3 separate regions of the Homo sapiens genome follow, and regions 1 and 3 are each linked to region 2. Evidence: chromatin contacts called from ENCODE Hi-C or POLR2A ChIA-PET data. All regions are on one chromosome and are shown on one strand. The core of a region is the stretch at or near the end of the contact, and the rest is flanking DNA. Distances in the headings are between cores, read along the strand shown.

Region 1 (4,290 bases), core at 1,190-3,689, 290 kb before region 2:
CTTCCAGTTCTTTTGCTGACCCTACAGGCAGAGGACTCAGAGGCAGTTCCGCTTCTTTCCTAATAATGCTGTCTTGCTTAAGCCACTGTCACAATATTTACAGGTAGCCACTCACAAATAGTTACACTTTAAAAATTCATGTAAGTCTGAGTTTTGGAATTTGAAATACACTTCCCACTGGGAAAAAAATGTATAAATAAATAAATAAATATGTTTCTAGGCAACCCTTTACAGGCTTATTAAACCTTAATCTATAATGTAGCTGAAATACTATACATTTATGATGAAAAAATTAGGAAAATCATATTTCAGATGCATATTAGTTCCACTATATGACATTTAAGTAGGATTTTATATGGAATAGTTTGGCTCCTTTAACACCATTGTTGGTGGTGAGAAGGGTAAGTAGTGGTGTCACGAGGTTCTAGAGAGAAGACATTGAGAATGGTCCTCGAGAAAGCCCATCCCATCTCCTGTGTGGCATGGACCAGCCATCTGCATGTGAGACAGTCTTAAGTCACATACTTGTATATCAGGAGTATTGTATGATCTTACTAGTTGCAAAATGTGAAAAAATTCATTTAGAATAATCTTGAGTGAGGGAGTGAAAAGTATATATATTTTGAAATTTCCTAAGCAGATATTGTTGGAAAAATGCCTTTTTCATGCATTTACAGATAATATATTCATATATTTAGTGACCATTTTTAGTTGTGTTTTCCTTCTTTTGTCTTTAAAAAAAATGGTTTTATTAATTATTGGTGCTACTTAGTTTTAAATGTAAAGGACTTAATTCATTTAAAAAGAAAAAAAGGTACCATAAAGTTAATAGTTTAAACATTTAATTCTATAATTGTTCTAGAGTTTTAATGTTTTAGTTCTTTACCAGGCACAATTATTTCAAGAGATTTTCATTATGTTGAAGCTAACTTTTTACCATTAGTTAACTTATATTCTTATGAGGACAGTATAATTCCTGACAAAGCAGTATTTTGGAAAGTTATAGAATGTAGAAGAGTGTGTGCTTTGGATTCTAGGAGGGAGATGTGAGTTCTTATTCAAGTCTAGATACATTTCTCAGCTTCTGTTTCTTTACCTACAAAAGGAGGCTGATGAAACCCACTTGCCTCCCAGGGTTGCTAAAATTGCATAAGATTGATTGAGAATGTATGTCAGCCCATACTACTATAGGAATGGGCTGTCCATGGAACAGGTAGGGAAAGTTTTCATGCCATTGTGTTTTTCTTCCTTGTACCCTTCTTCCTTTTATAACTAAGTTTCTCAAATGAATAATCTATACTCAGTAGCTTCACTTTTAATCTTTCATTCTTGTAAAAAAAATCAATAGTATTTCATATTTGTATTTTTATGACTATGTAAGTGTTCTTCAATCTGAGTCAGGTAATTATTATTTTGTTCCTGAGTCAGATAATTATTACTACGAGTATATTCTTTCTTGAATAGCTTTCTACCCCTTTTGGAACAATAATTGCTTTATTATTATTTTTTTTCGTTTGAGGCAGTCTTGCTCTGTGACTCTGGCTGGAGTGCAGTGGCGCTATCTCGGCTCACTGCAACCTCTGCCTCTCAGGTTCAAGCCATCCTCCCACCTCAGCCTCCCTAGTAGCTGGGATTACAGGCGCCCGCCACCATGCCCGGCTAATTTTTTGTATTTTTAGTAGAGACAGGGTTTCACCATGTTAGCCAGGCTAGTCTCGAACTCCTGACCTCAGGTGATTTACCTGCCTCTGCCTCCCAAAGTGCTGGGATTACAGGTGTGGCTCACCATACCTGGCCTATTTTTCTGTTTGCTTTGTTTTCTGTTGTGTCTAACAGAACTGTAAAATTCATCTCAATATGGCAAACACTTAAGGTTATCTCTCAGATCCATTTTTAAACTTTATCTTTTCCTCGGAGATACTTCTCTGGGAACCTTCTGTCCTCCTATTCCAGTCTGGACTGGCTGCTGTCTAGGCCTGGTGCAAAATTTTCATCCTGCCTGTTCCTTTCATCATCGTCCTGGGAATTTCCCTTCCTTCTCTCATGTTTTAAATCGTGTTTCCTGGTTCCTGTTTTCTACTCTTTCTTGATTTATTCTCTTGTCTTTGATGTATCACATCCTCTACCACCCACCTCCTCCCAGCTCACCTAGCCCCAAATCCTCTATTAAGGCAACTTTCTTACATCACCTGTGAAGATTTCCCTCTCCCTTCGGTTCCCTTGTTAGATTGATCTCACCCTCCTTTGTGCCTCCATGGCACCCTCTATCATAGCCTTGGTCCATCATGACTACTGAACACCTACTGTACACGTTAGGCACTCTGTTCAACATTAGGGATTCTGAGATTAAAAGAATGTGTTTCCTGTTCCCAAGGGAGTTCTGGAAGCTAAATGAGAATGCCAGGGTTCTCACTGGGGTTAGTACTGCCCTCTAGTGGACCCTTTGAAAAAGTGAAAGAAAGTTTTTGGTTGCCATATTAATGGGAAAGTGTAGCTGGCACTTTGTAGTCAGGGGCCAGGCATACTAGATGTCTCATATGTCCAGCACAACTTTAGGATATCTCACTAGACATTCATTTGTTAAAATATGTTTATAATTATTCAGCCTAGGACCTAATTCCATTTTACACACAAACCCAAACTACTCTTAGCACTTTTTACATTGTCATTGCTTGTGCAACCGATAGAAAACAGCTGTTGTTCAGCAATGTGAGTTTAGAGACAAATTTCTTTTTAAGGTAGCATGAGATATTTTAAGAATTCTTTATATTGGTCATTGATGGCGCTTAGTCTCTAAGAATCCTAGTGAGAGGCTTCACAAATCAGTGAATATGGTTATCAGTGCTGTTAATTAAAAAATAAAGTGTAGGCTGGGCATAGTGGCTCACACCTGTAATCCCATCACTTTGGGAGGCTAAGGCAGGAAGACTGCTTGAGTCCAGGAGTTTGAGGCTGCAGTGAGCTATGATCGTGCCACTGCACTCCGGCCTGGGTGACAGAGTGAGATGCTTGAGCCCAGGAGTTTGAGGCTGCACTGAGCAGTGATCACATCACTGTACTCCAGCCTGGGTGACAGATCGAGACCCTGTCTCAAAAAAAAAAAAAAAAAAAAAAACACAATAAAACGCAAAATCCCTTAAGTGATGGATTATTTTGTAAAGTTTGTAATGTAAACAATATAATAACAATGAAGAAGAATATGATTTTACCTTACCCTATTCATAAAAGATAACTTTTCATATTAAATGTTAATAAATATTTTGTTCATTATTGTATGTGTGTGTGCACATATATTGCAGTATAACATATAATGCACAGCTTTATGAATTTATTTACATGCATACACCTACACACATGTAACTGCCACCATGATCTAGAAATAGAATATCTGCATAGTTGGAAAATATAGGATAAACTTATTTTTAAACAGTATATTGATTATATTTTTTTAATACTGTGCCTATTATGTTTTCATGTATACAATAAATACAATTCAGAGTGTCCAAAAAACCTGGAAGCATAAAGAAAACAGTGCGTTTATTGTATTTTTAAAAATATTCACAATTGGGGCCACTGCTTTAAATTTAGAAGTGTTTTACTTGGAAAAATATATTGAGGTTGAAGAAAAAGATATTGAACATATTATTTGAAAATGTAACTAGCACATATTTATCCTGTTCCCCAGCCTTATGGATACCCTGTATAACATTTCCAGTACCCCAAAATGTTTCCCATACCCCTTTTTAGTCATTATACCATTTCTATCAGGTATAACCACTATTCTGACTTACATCATCATAGATTTTTGTCTTTTCTTGAACTTCATGTAAATGGAATCATATAGTATGCATTCTTGTGTTACCTTCTTTAAATTGGTGTTATTCCTATGAGATTCATCCACGTTTTGAATGTAGCAGAAGTTCTTTGTTATTGTTGTGTAGTATTCCATTGTGTGTCTACAGACAATTTATCTCTTCTGTTGTTACTTGATTTGTTTCCAGATTTTGGCTATATGAATAAAGCTACTATGAACATTCTTATACCACATTTATACTCATCTCTCGTAGATATATATCTAGAAATAGAATTTTTGGGTCACATGTAGGCATATGTTTGGCTTTTATAGCTATTACTAAAAAGTTTTCTGAAGTGGTTATTTCAATTTATACTTCTAACAGCAGGTATGATAGTTACAGTTGTTCCATATCCCTAACAACAATTCATAGTGTTACTAGATTACATAATATTTATTCAATCAGTGATAAGTAAAAAGTTAACAGATATTATCAT
Region 2 (4,612 bases), core at 60-2,559:
ATTAGGTCCCTCTGCTCTCCTATTGTTTTCCACCACTGTGCATTGCTGTGTCGTTCAGAGCATGTGTCACAGTGTGCTTTTTTTTTTTCCAAAATGTGCTGTCTGTCTATCTCCTCCTCTAGATTGCCAACTCACAAGAGTGGGGCCATGCCAGCTTCTTCCACCCCTGCAGACTCAGGGCCTGGCACATCATAAGTCTCAAGTGTTTGTCAAATGAATCTATTAAAAAATAGAAAATGGCTCTAGAGGCATTGAGATAAATGGACAGGTGATGGATCTGTAGATTGGGGTGTATGCGACATAACGAACTCTGAGGAATGTTGTGGAAGGCAATTGCTCTCCTGTCCTACAAACCATCTCCAGATAAAGAGGACAGCAGGCAGGATGACTGCTCTGCCATCATGGTGTTTCTGCTGTGCTTGTGACTCTGTTCAGCCCTGTACATCCATGGAGATTAGGGCCTGAACCCAGGCTTCTCCCCTCATCCCAACTTCACCTCTGCTTCTTGGAAGGCATGGGGCTCATTGAGTGTTATAGCTGGTGGGACCCTATAGATTACAAAGGTGGCTCCACATCACCATCACCTGGGGAACATTTAAAAACATCAGTGTCTGGACACTACCACTAGTTTCCGATTCTTTGAGTTCCACAGTTCAGTGTAGCATAGTGGATGCCCAGAAACATGAACTCAAGTCCTAACTCTGCCACATACTGTATGATCTTGGCCAAGTTACTTGACTTCTCTCTGCCTCGATTTCTGGAGATGACAGCAGTATCAATCTCACAGGCTTGTTGTGAGGATCAAAGTCAACAATGTATGTGAAGCTCTTGGTGCAATGTCTGGCTCAGAGTAAATACTGAATAAAATGTAGCTATTATTGAAATTATTATCTCACAGCTACTTAGCGGCTGGCGTGGGATGAGCCTCCTGATCCTGGATCCAGTGTTCTTTCCAACACGTCACTCTGAATGTGCACACAGCCTGAGGTCAGACTCGGCAAGGCAAACATATAGTTGCTCTCCCTGGGACCCTTTAATTAAACCGTATGGAACAGAGAACTGCCCCTGAGAACCAACAGCAGATCTGACCCCTGGGAAGCAGAGAGCTGGAGAACACAGGAGTTCGGCAGTGCAGCTTTCAGGTCCTTTGGGAAGCCATTTGGCTGCTTCTGTTAGCATTTCATTATGGAAATACTGGGAACCAAAAATAGAAGTTCTTGAGGGAGCTTAATCCTCTGGGCTTTACAAAACAGCTGCTGGAGAGTTCCCGGAATTGACCACCAGGGGGCACTGTCGTCCCATGCAGGCAGCTGCTGGTGGGTCGGACCAGGACAGAAGTGTCCAAGAAAAAACCAACACCCTTCAGCAAGCTCCTACCCCAAGCCTGCCTTGCTGGGGACTCTGTGGCTGGGATCCCTGTGGATCTCCACAGCTCCTGGTCCTAGAGAAACCACTTTGCAACTCAGCCCACTGCTCTCCTCTTTGGGGACCCTTAAGAGCAGAGCAGGTTCCTGCATTTATTTTAATCGATCCTTCCTCCCACCTCACCCCAAAACCAGGACCTAGGGCAGTGCTGGACATATAATAAGCAAGAAATATGCATCTCCTTTGTTGATTAATGGATATGTGAAATCAGGTGCAATTGTTAAATTGTGGGACGTATCAAATAACAAAATTTCAATAAATTGAGCTGTAAAGGTCTAGTTTGCCTTTATTAGCAATTCATGAACTGGGCAGTATCCAGTCTACAAAATAAAAAGGAACTCCCATGAGCTGAGCTAAGGGCTGAGCTTATAGGCAGAAAAGGCTGAAGAAAGCCAAAACAAGAAATAAGATGCAGATTGGCCGTTTCAAAGTTACTTTCCTTATTGAGGATCTTGTTAGCCTAATGGGATATGACTATCAACTCTCTCCTGATTTCTCAGAAGCTCAGATCCAAGTAAACAGCTTCGTTTTTGGTTTCGTGGTGCGGAACCTTAGTGTGAGTGACTCCATTTTGGATGGGTCTGTTGGACCCTAATGCAGGAGGTCAGTCCAAATAATGGCCTCCCATACATTTTGTTTAACAGAAGGAAACTGCTTGATCTTTGAAGGAATGGCAGAGAGAGTGCAGTGGTGTGAATCAGACAGAGGTTATGAGTGACAGTTAAGGGGAGGGTCATGGATAAACGGGAAAGGGGAAGAAGTGAGAGGGCTCAGGCAGGAAGGCAACAGATGTATTTCAGGGATCCTGAGTAGTAAGAGATTCCTCAATGTGGAGGCCAAATCCAGAAATATGGGGGAGATTAGACAAGGGAGTCCCAGCCACAGCTCACATGGCCTCCAGGTGGGCATCACCGGCCACCACAGCCACTATGACCTCTCCTATCTTTGGGGTGGCTTGCAGCTGCCACCAGCAGGCTCTGAGCTCCCACAGGTGGGCCTGGGTCCCACGACCTCCCTCTGGGTGATGCCATGGGGCTTAGTACCCTGAGCCTGTATCACACATCCTTAGTCCGAGAGAGCCTCTCTCAAATGACAGCAGGTCTTGTTCACCACAGAATTCTGTGAAGACTAGAGCACAAGAAATACTTGTTAACTAAAGGATTAAACTATGTGTTAAAAAAAAAAAAAAAAAAAAAAAGCAAAACAAGGCCAGGTGTAGTGGCACATGCCTACAATCCCAGCACTTTGGCAGGCCGAGGCAGGAGGATTACTTGAGATCAGGAGTTCAAGACCACCCTGGCCAACATAGTGAAACTCTGTCTTTACTAAAAGTAAAAAAATTAGCCGGGTGTGGTGGCAGGTGCCTGTAATCCCAGCTACTTGGGAGGCTGAGGCAGGAGAATCACTTGAACCCAGGAGGCAGAGGTTGCAGTTTGCACCATTGCACTCCAGCCTGGGAGACAGAGAGACAGACAGACACACACATACACACACACACACACACAGAAGTAGAGTCTCTCTCCACAGGACCTCCAGGTACCTTCCCTGGCTATGATTTTAGAGTCTCTGCCACCAGCTCGGCATGCCACATCCTAATTCCAATGGCCCTGGGGTGGAGCTCCCTGGAAGGCTCGATCTTGAAGCACAACAGGGCAGAATGGAAAGTGGCCAGGCTGGAAGGAAGACTTGCCTTGGAATCTCAGCTCCAGCACCTCTCAGTTGTCAGAGGTGTAGTTTCCCTTGCAAGTTACTTATGCTTCCTAAGACCCAACCAAATGTTAGTACCACCTTGAAGAGAATAAATTAAGCCGCAAACATGGCATGCCAGCACCTGGCTCATGCTAGCCCAGTGCCGCTATTGCAATGACCATCAGCACCGACTTGGACAAGAGGCAGGGGCAGGGGCAGTGAGGCAGGAAGTAGGCTTCAGCTGGGAGAGGCAAGGACAGGGTAGAGGTAACTGCAGCCAAGGGGGCGGGGGGACAGCAGGGGAGCAAAAGCCTGGCTCACACACAGGGAAAAGACAGCAGCAGCCTGGCTGATCAGGCTACTCTGAAATAGCTGCACCCACCAGCCACCCACTGGAGACCTTAGGCTTCCGCTCCCTGACACCTCAGGGTCACACTCGCTCCAGGTTCTGCCTCCAGCCCCGCTTAGTGTCTCAGCTGCTGGATTTTCCCTCTCTCAGGATCTCCTAGAGCCTGGCTTCCTGTGGACGGTTTGCAGCCAGCTTGGCAATGCCTTCCCAGCACCCTCCCAGCCCGTGCTCCCAACTGTCACCCCAAGGGTTTAGCATGCAGAAGCCCCATGCCCTCTAATCATCCCAGAGAGGAGGTAGTGGTGACAAGATCTGAGCCTTGGGCAGCACCTACACTAAACTTTGGTGGAGGGGTAAACTTGCAAGAGCTAGGCCATGAGCCCGGCTGGAGGGCAGGGAAGCTGAAGACCTGGGCAGAGACCAAACTGTCGTGAAGGGGCTTGGTCAGCCCAGCACAAGGGGTCCACACATGCACACACGATATTAGACCCTGGCAGCAAGGCTGAGTCTCCCGCTGGCAGCTTCTGAAGTCCTCTGACTACCCAGATAAGGCACTGGACAGGGCAGGGCAGCCAGAAGAGGCCCTTGGTGACCCTACAGAGAGGGCGCAGGGGCAGCAGCCCAGGGACTGACGGGGCGGATGGTCTGGGCTGATGGGGCAGCTCCTCCAGCCCATTATTTTCCTTTGGGCTTCAGAGCAGGTGGTCTCCAGGAAGCCATGAGACTAGGAGAGGCAGCTCAGAGGGCACGCTGGCCAGCCAAGATTTGGAGAGTGAGCAGTGAGGGCGGCGTTTGTTTTCCTCCCAGCCTCGAGGCTTTCCTGGACCGCCCACCCTAGTTACCATTTGCTGTGGTGGTTGCCAGGGGAACCACTTACTATTTTTATACATTCCCCAGATGATGAAGCTGCAGAAATGCTCAGGCGAAGTTGGTCCAGGAGTAATCCTGGAAGCGATGCCCAGGCAGGCTCTGCTGGAAACTTGGCTGGAGGGTGGGGAGCCGCTCTGATGCTTCAGGAATCAGATGCACACCCCTGAGTAAGGGGTGAAAGAGGGCTGCAAGGAAGGCATGTGCCCTGGGTGAGGGAGCACCAATCCATCGCCTCATTCATTCATTCACCACGTGTCCATTTGCCAATGCATTCATTTT
Region 3 (4,149 bases), core at 1,151-3,650, 270 kb after region 2:
AGGGCCTGATATTCTGCATTTCTCCCAAGCTTCCAGGTGCTGTTGATGCTGCTGGTACAAGGGCCACACTTTGAATAATTAAGGTCTAAAGCAAAGGCCCAAGGCAGGGGTCCTTTTTACCTTGGCAGAGCAATACCATTAGCAAAAAAGGATGTGTTTGATAATTTAATTACTCCCATGGATAAAGTACCAATAGAACTTAGTACGCACTTAAAGTTACACAAAAACAATATATGTGCAACACAAATTTGAATGTAACACCAATGCCTACATGGAGAATTCTTTAGCACAACCAGGTGAGTCTCACAGCCTTTGGCCCTATAAGTTATCATGTTCTTCCCCTTCTTGCACCCTCTGACCCCTTCCTGTATGTGGTTCACCCTGCATGACTCACTGAGCAGGTACTGACATTTCTAGTAGTCTTCTTTTTTCCTTCTGCAGATCCTTACAAACGCATTTCTTACTTTTTTTTTTTTTGAGACGAAGTCTCACTCTGTTGCCTCAGCTGGCGTGCAGTGGCATGATCTCAGCTCACTGGAACCTCCACCTCCCATGTTCAAGCAATTCTCCATCCTCAGCCTCCAGAGTAGCTGGGATTATAGGTGTGCGCCACCATGCCCAGCTAATTTTTGCATTTTTCGTAGAGACAGAGTTCCACCATGTTGGCCAGGCTGGTCTCGAACTCCTGACCTCAGATGATCTGCCCGACTCGGCCTCCCAAAGTGCTGGGCCTATAGGTGTGAGTCACTGCGCCCGGCCGCATTTCTTATACTTATTCATCATTTACTATGCTCTTTTCTCTCATATGCTTCACCGTACTCACAGCACGTTAGTCCCGGCACTTTCCGCAACAGACTTGTTACTTTTCCAGGCCCTTTTGCCCTCAGCCCTGAAGCCCACTGGGCCCGGCTGGTGCTGGTGCTGCTTCTCTGGCAGCTGCTGCCTCCTGTCTCTGAGCTCCCTGATACTGGAAAGAACCCTCCCAAGGCTTCCTTCTGGCATGTGGAGGCATCTTCAGCCAATTCCATGTGGCAAGTGAATCTATTTATACCTTTTGGAAACCTCATCATTTGGGCAGGAAGTGACCAACTTCCTGGCAAAGAACTCCCAAGAACATCTTCCCAAAGGGAAAAGAGAGAAAACATATCTCTGACGTACATGTATGGTTTCCTCACTTTTAACTGGTCCTGCCCCAGCCCAGCGGTGCGCCTCCAGGCTGAAGAGCCTCTGCTAGGGACAGAAGCCCACCCTGGCTCAAGGACTTAGATGCAGCAGGTGTTTAGTCAGCCTTGATTGAATTGAGTTGAATTTCTTGTGGCTGGAAAACTGTTTCCTATTTATTTTCTTCTCCTGCCAATCCTTTCACAGGGCACTGTCAAATATTGGCCAATGCGGCTGGGTGCAGTGGCTCACACCTGTAATTCCAACACTTTGGAAGGCCGAGATGGGCAGATCACAAGGTCAGGAGATCGAGACCATCCTGGCTAACACGGTTAAACCCTGTCTCTACTAAAAATACTAAAGATCACCTTTTGAGGGCCGGGAGCAGTGGCTCACGCCTGTAATCTTAGCACTTTGGGAGGCTGAGGCGGGTAGATCATCTGAGGTCAGGAGTTTGAGACCAGCCTGGCCAACACGGTGAAACCCCGTCTCCCCATCTCTACTAAAAATACAAAAATTAGCTGGGCATGGTGGCAGGCCACCTGTAATCCCAGCTACCTGGGAGGTTGAAGCAGGAGAATCACTTGAACCCGGGAGGCGGAGGTTGCAGTGAGCTGAGATTGTGCCACTGCACTCCAGCCTGGGTGACAAGAGTGGGACTTCATCTCAAAAAAAAAAAATCACTTTTTGCTACAACTGAGGATTCAGTGTATGTCAGAATACTCACTGCTGACTCAAGGGGTTCACATTATGGGTACAGAGAGCGACGTAAACTTTCTTCTAGATAGAGGAGGAAATAATATGACATGGAGCCAGCACCCACCACCCCCACCCTAAACAAATCAACAAAAAAACTCCTGTGTTGACTGGAACACATGAGAACTTTGTCTCTAGAGTATGTAAGAGATGGCTTTAGGGGTCTATAAACAGGCCGTTTCTAGATGGTGATGTATTATAGAAGGACCGAAAACTGGTGCTGCCTCTATGAGTGCTGTAAATGCTGTGAGAACTTAATATTTTGGCAATGACTGCAGGTGAAATTACTGCTTACTTTGGTATCATTTTCAGTTTTACAATACATATTTTTTCAAATCTGCTACACCAAATTCTAATAGTCAAAGATGTGCCTCCAACACGAAAAGAAAAAAAAAAGATTAAGAACCACCACACTACTACCTTACAGGACTCAGCAGGACTAGCCCCAGGGACGAAACTGAAACAGGAGAGTTGGTCTCCAGAGAATACTTCCTTCTTCCTGCTACGACCTTCTTGCCTACTGTTGCTGGCTTCATCTCAACAATGCAGAAAGCTTACTGTTCAACCATTCTTTCTCCCAGGGTTAACGGTTTCAAGGTACAGTCCTGCTAATGTTAATGTGATTGGCCCTCCCTCACATTTAATGTTAATGTGATTGGCCCTCCCTCACATTTAATGTTAATGTGATTGGCCCTCCCTCACATTCACTGTACATTTTCATGATGGTTCTCTGGTGCTTGTTGGGGTAGACACTGACAGGTGAGGAAACCTTTGTGTGGGAAGCACTTCTGCACAGTTAAGGCCTCGGGACCCTCCTATTTTATCCTGGCGGGCTGGCTTTTTTCTCTATGCAAGTGGTGCTCACTACTGCTATTGGTCTGATGGACTGACCCGTTGACTGAATTTCTGGGTGACAAACGAAGGTCCAAGGTTGATTTTTTATTTTATTTTGAGACAGAGTCTCACTCTGTCACCCAGACTAGAGTAGCACAATCTCGGTTCACTGCAACCTCTGCCTCCTGGGCCCAAGCAATCCTCCTACCTCAGCCTTTCCAGTAGCTGGGACCACAGGTGTGTGCCACCATGCCTTCATTTTTTTTTTTTTTTTTAAATAAAGGCAAGGTCTCACTATGTTGCTGAGGCTGGTCTCAAACTCCTGGGCTCAAGCGATCCTCTTGCCTCAGCCTCCTAAAGTGCTGAGATTACAGGTGTGAGACACTGTGCCTGGCCAGTTTTCTTTATATTTACTCTGCTTGGAGATTATTGAGCTTCTTGTATGCGTGAGTTTATGGTTTTCATCAATTTGGGGAAATTTTCAGCCATTATTTTTTCAAAAAAAATTTCTTATTCCCCTCTTCTGGGACTTAAATTCCATGTTAAACTGCTTAATATTGTCTCTCAGGTAACTGAAGCTCACTCTCTTTACCTCTCTCTCTTTATTTTTTGTTTCTTTAGTTGTTTTTCTCTAGACAGTTTCTATTGCTATGTTTTCAATTTATTGATCTTTTCTTTTGCATCGTCCAATTTGTTCTTAATCCCATGCAGTATACTTTCCATTTCAAATGTATTTTTCATCTCTAGGAGTTTCGTTTGGATCTTTTTTGTATCTTCAGTTTATCCTTTCATTGTGTTCATGTTTTCTATCTATTTTTATTTTCTTTTTTGAGACAGAGTCTCTATCGCTCAGGCTGGAGTGCAGTGGTGGTGTCTCAGCTCACTGCAACCTCCGCCTCCGGGGTTCAAGCAATTCTCATGCCTCGGCCTTCCAAGTAGCTGGGATTACAGGTGCATGCCACCACGCCCAGCTAATTTTTGTATTTTTAATAGAGTCGGGACTTCACTGTATTGGCCAGTCTGGTCCCGAACTCCTGGCTTCAAGTGATCCACCCGCCTCTGCCTCCTGACCTCAAGTGATCCACCCGCCTCTGCCTCCTGACCTCAAGTGATCCACCCGCCTCTGCCTCCCGACCTCAAGTGATCCACCCGCCTCTGCCTCCTGACCTCAAGTGATCCACCCGCCTCTGCCTCCCAAAGTGCTGGGATTACAGTCGTGAGCCACCACACCTGGCTCAGGTTTTCTATCTTCCTCAGCATGTGAAGCATGCTTATAGTAGTTGTTTTTAAGGTTCTTATCTGCTAATTTCATCATCTCTGCCACTTCTGGGTCTGTTTTTACTGACTGACTTTTCTCCTAGTTATGGGTACTATTTTCCTATTGTGATGCATGCTTGG

What was found. Hi-C counts contacts between places; a loop is a spot of excess contacts on that map. ChIA-PET counts read pairs that join two places held with the same protein, here RNA polymerase II (POLR2A). Pooled maps may share reads with other maps.
Region 1: a map of PC-9 shows a loop between it and region 2 (17-fold over the local background). The contact joins two enhancer-like sites. A Hi-C loop is called at or near these places in 1 of 168 maps with a recorded cell type or tissue (PC-9) and 4 of 50 pooled maps. POLR2A ChIA-PET finds 5 or more read pairs at or near these places in 3 of 52 experiments (CD8-positive, alpha-beta memory T cell, activated CD8-positive, alpha-beta memory T cell and activated T-cell).
Region 3: a map of OCI-LY7 shows a loop between it and region 2 (2.6-fold over the local background). The contact joins two enhancer-like sites. A Hi-C loop is called at or near these places in 1 of 168 maps with a recorded cell type or tissue (OCI-LY7), 1 of 37 single-sample maps with no recorded cell type and 2 of 50 pooled maps. POLR2A ChIA-PET finds 5 or more read pairs at or near these places in 3 of 52 experiments (A549, H1 and OCI-LY7).

The regions. Positions count from the first base shown.
Region 1 is chr1:212,748,165-212,752,454 of GRCh38, reverse strand. All of the region lies in intron 4 of NSL1 (NSL1 component of MIS12 kinetochore complex), which reads left to right. Among named protein-coding and RNA genes, the nearest start is that of NSL1, 41 kb to the left of the region's middle. Within about 2 kb of position 2,439, at least 6 of the 41 ENCODE cell types and tissues checked have a DNase peak (open chromatin) inside an H3K27ac peak, as active enhancers do.
Region 2 is chr1:212,452,733-212,457,344 of GRCh38, reverse strand. No RefSeq gene overlaps it. Among named protein-coding and RNA genes, the nearest start is that of LINC02771, 18 kb to the left of the region's middle. RefSeq lists enhancers at 3,565-3,734, 3,813-4,612. Within about 2 kb of position 1,309, at least 4 of the 41 ENCODE cell types and tissues checked have a DNase peak (open chromatin) inside an H3K27ac peak, as active enhancers do.
Region 3 is chr1:212,185,027-212,189,175 of GRCh38, reverse strand. No RefSeq gene overlaps it. Among named protein-coding and RNA genes, the nearest start is that of LINC02608, 98 kb to the left of the region's middle. RefSeq lists enhancers at 2,165-2,224, 2,275-2,324, 2,275-2,569. Within about 2 kb of position 2,400, at least 4 of the 41 ENCODE cell types and tissues checked have a DNase peak (open chromatin) inside an H3K27ac peak, as active enhancers do.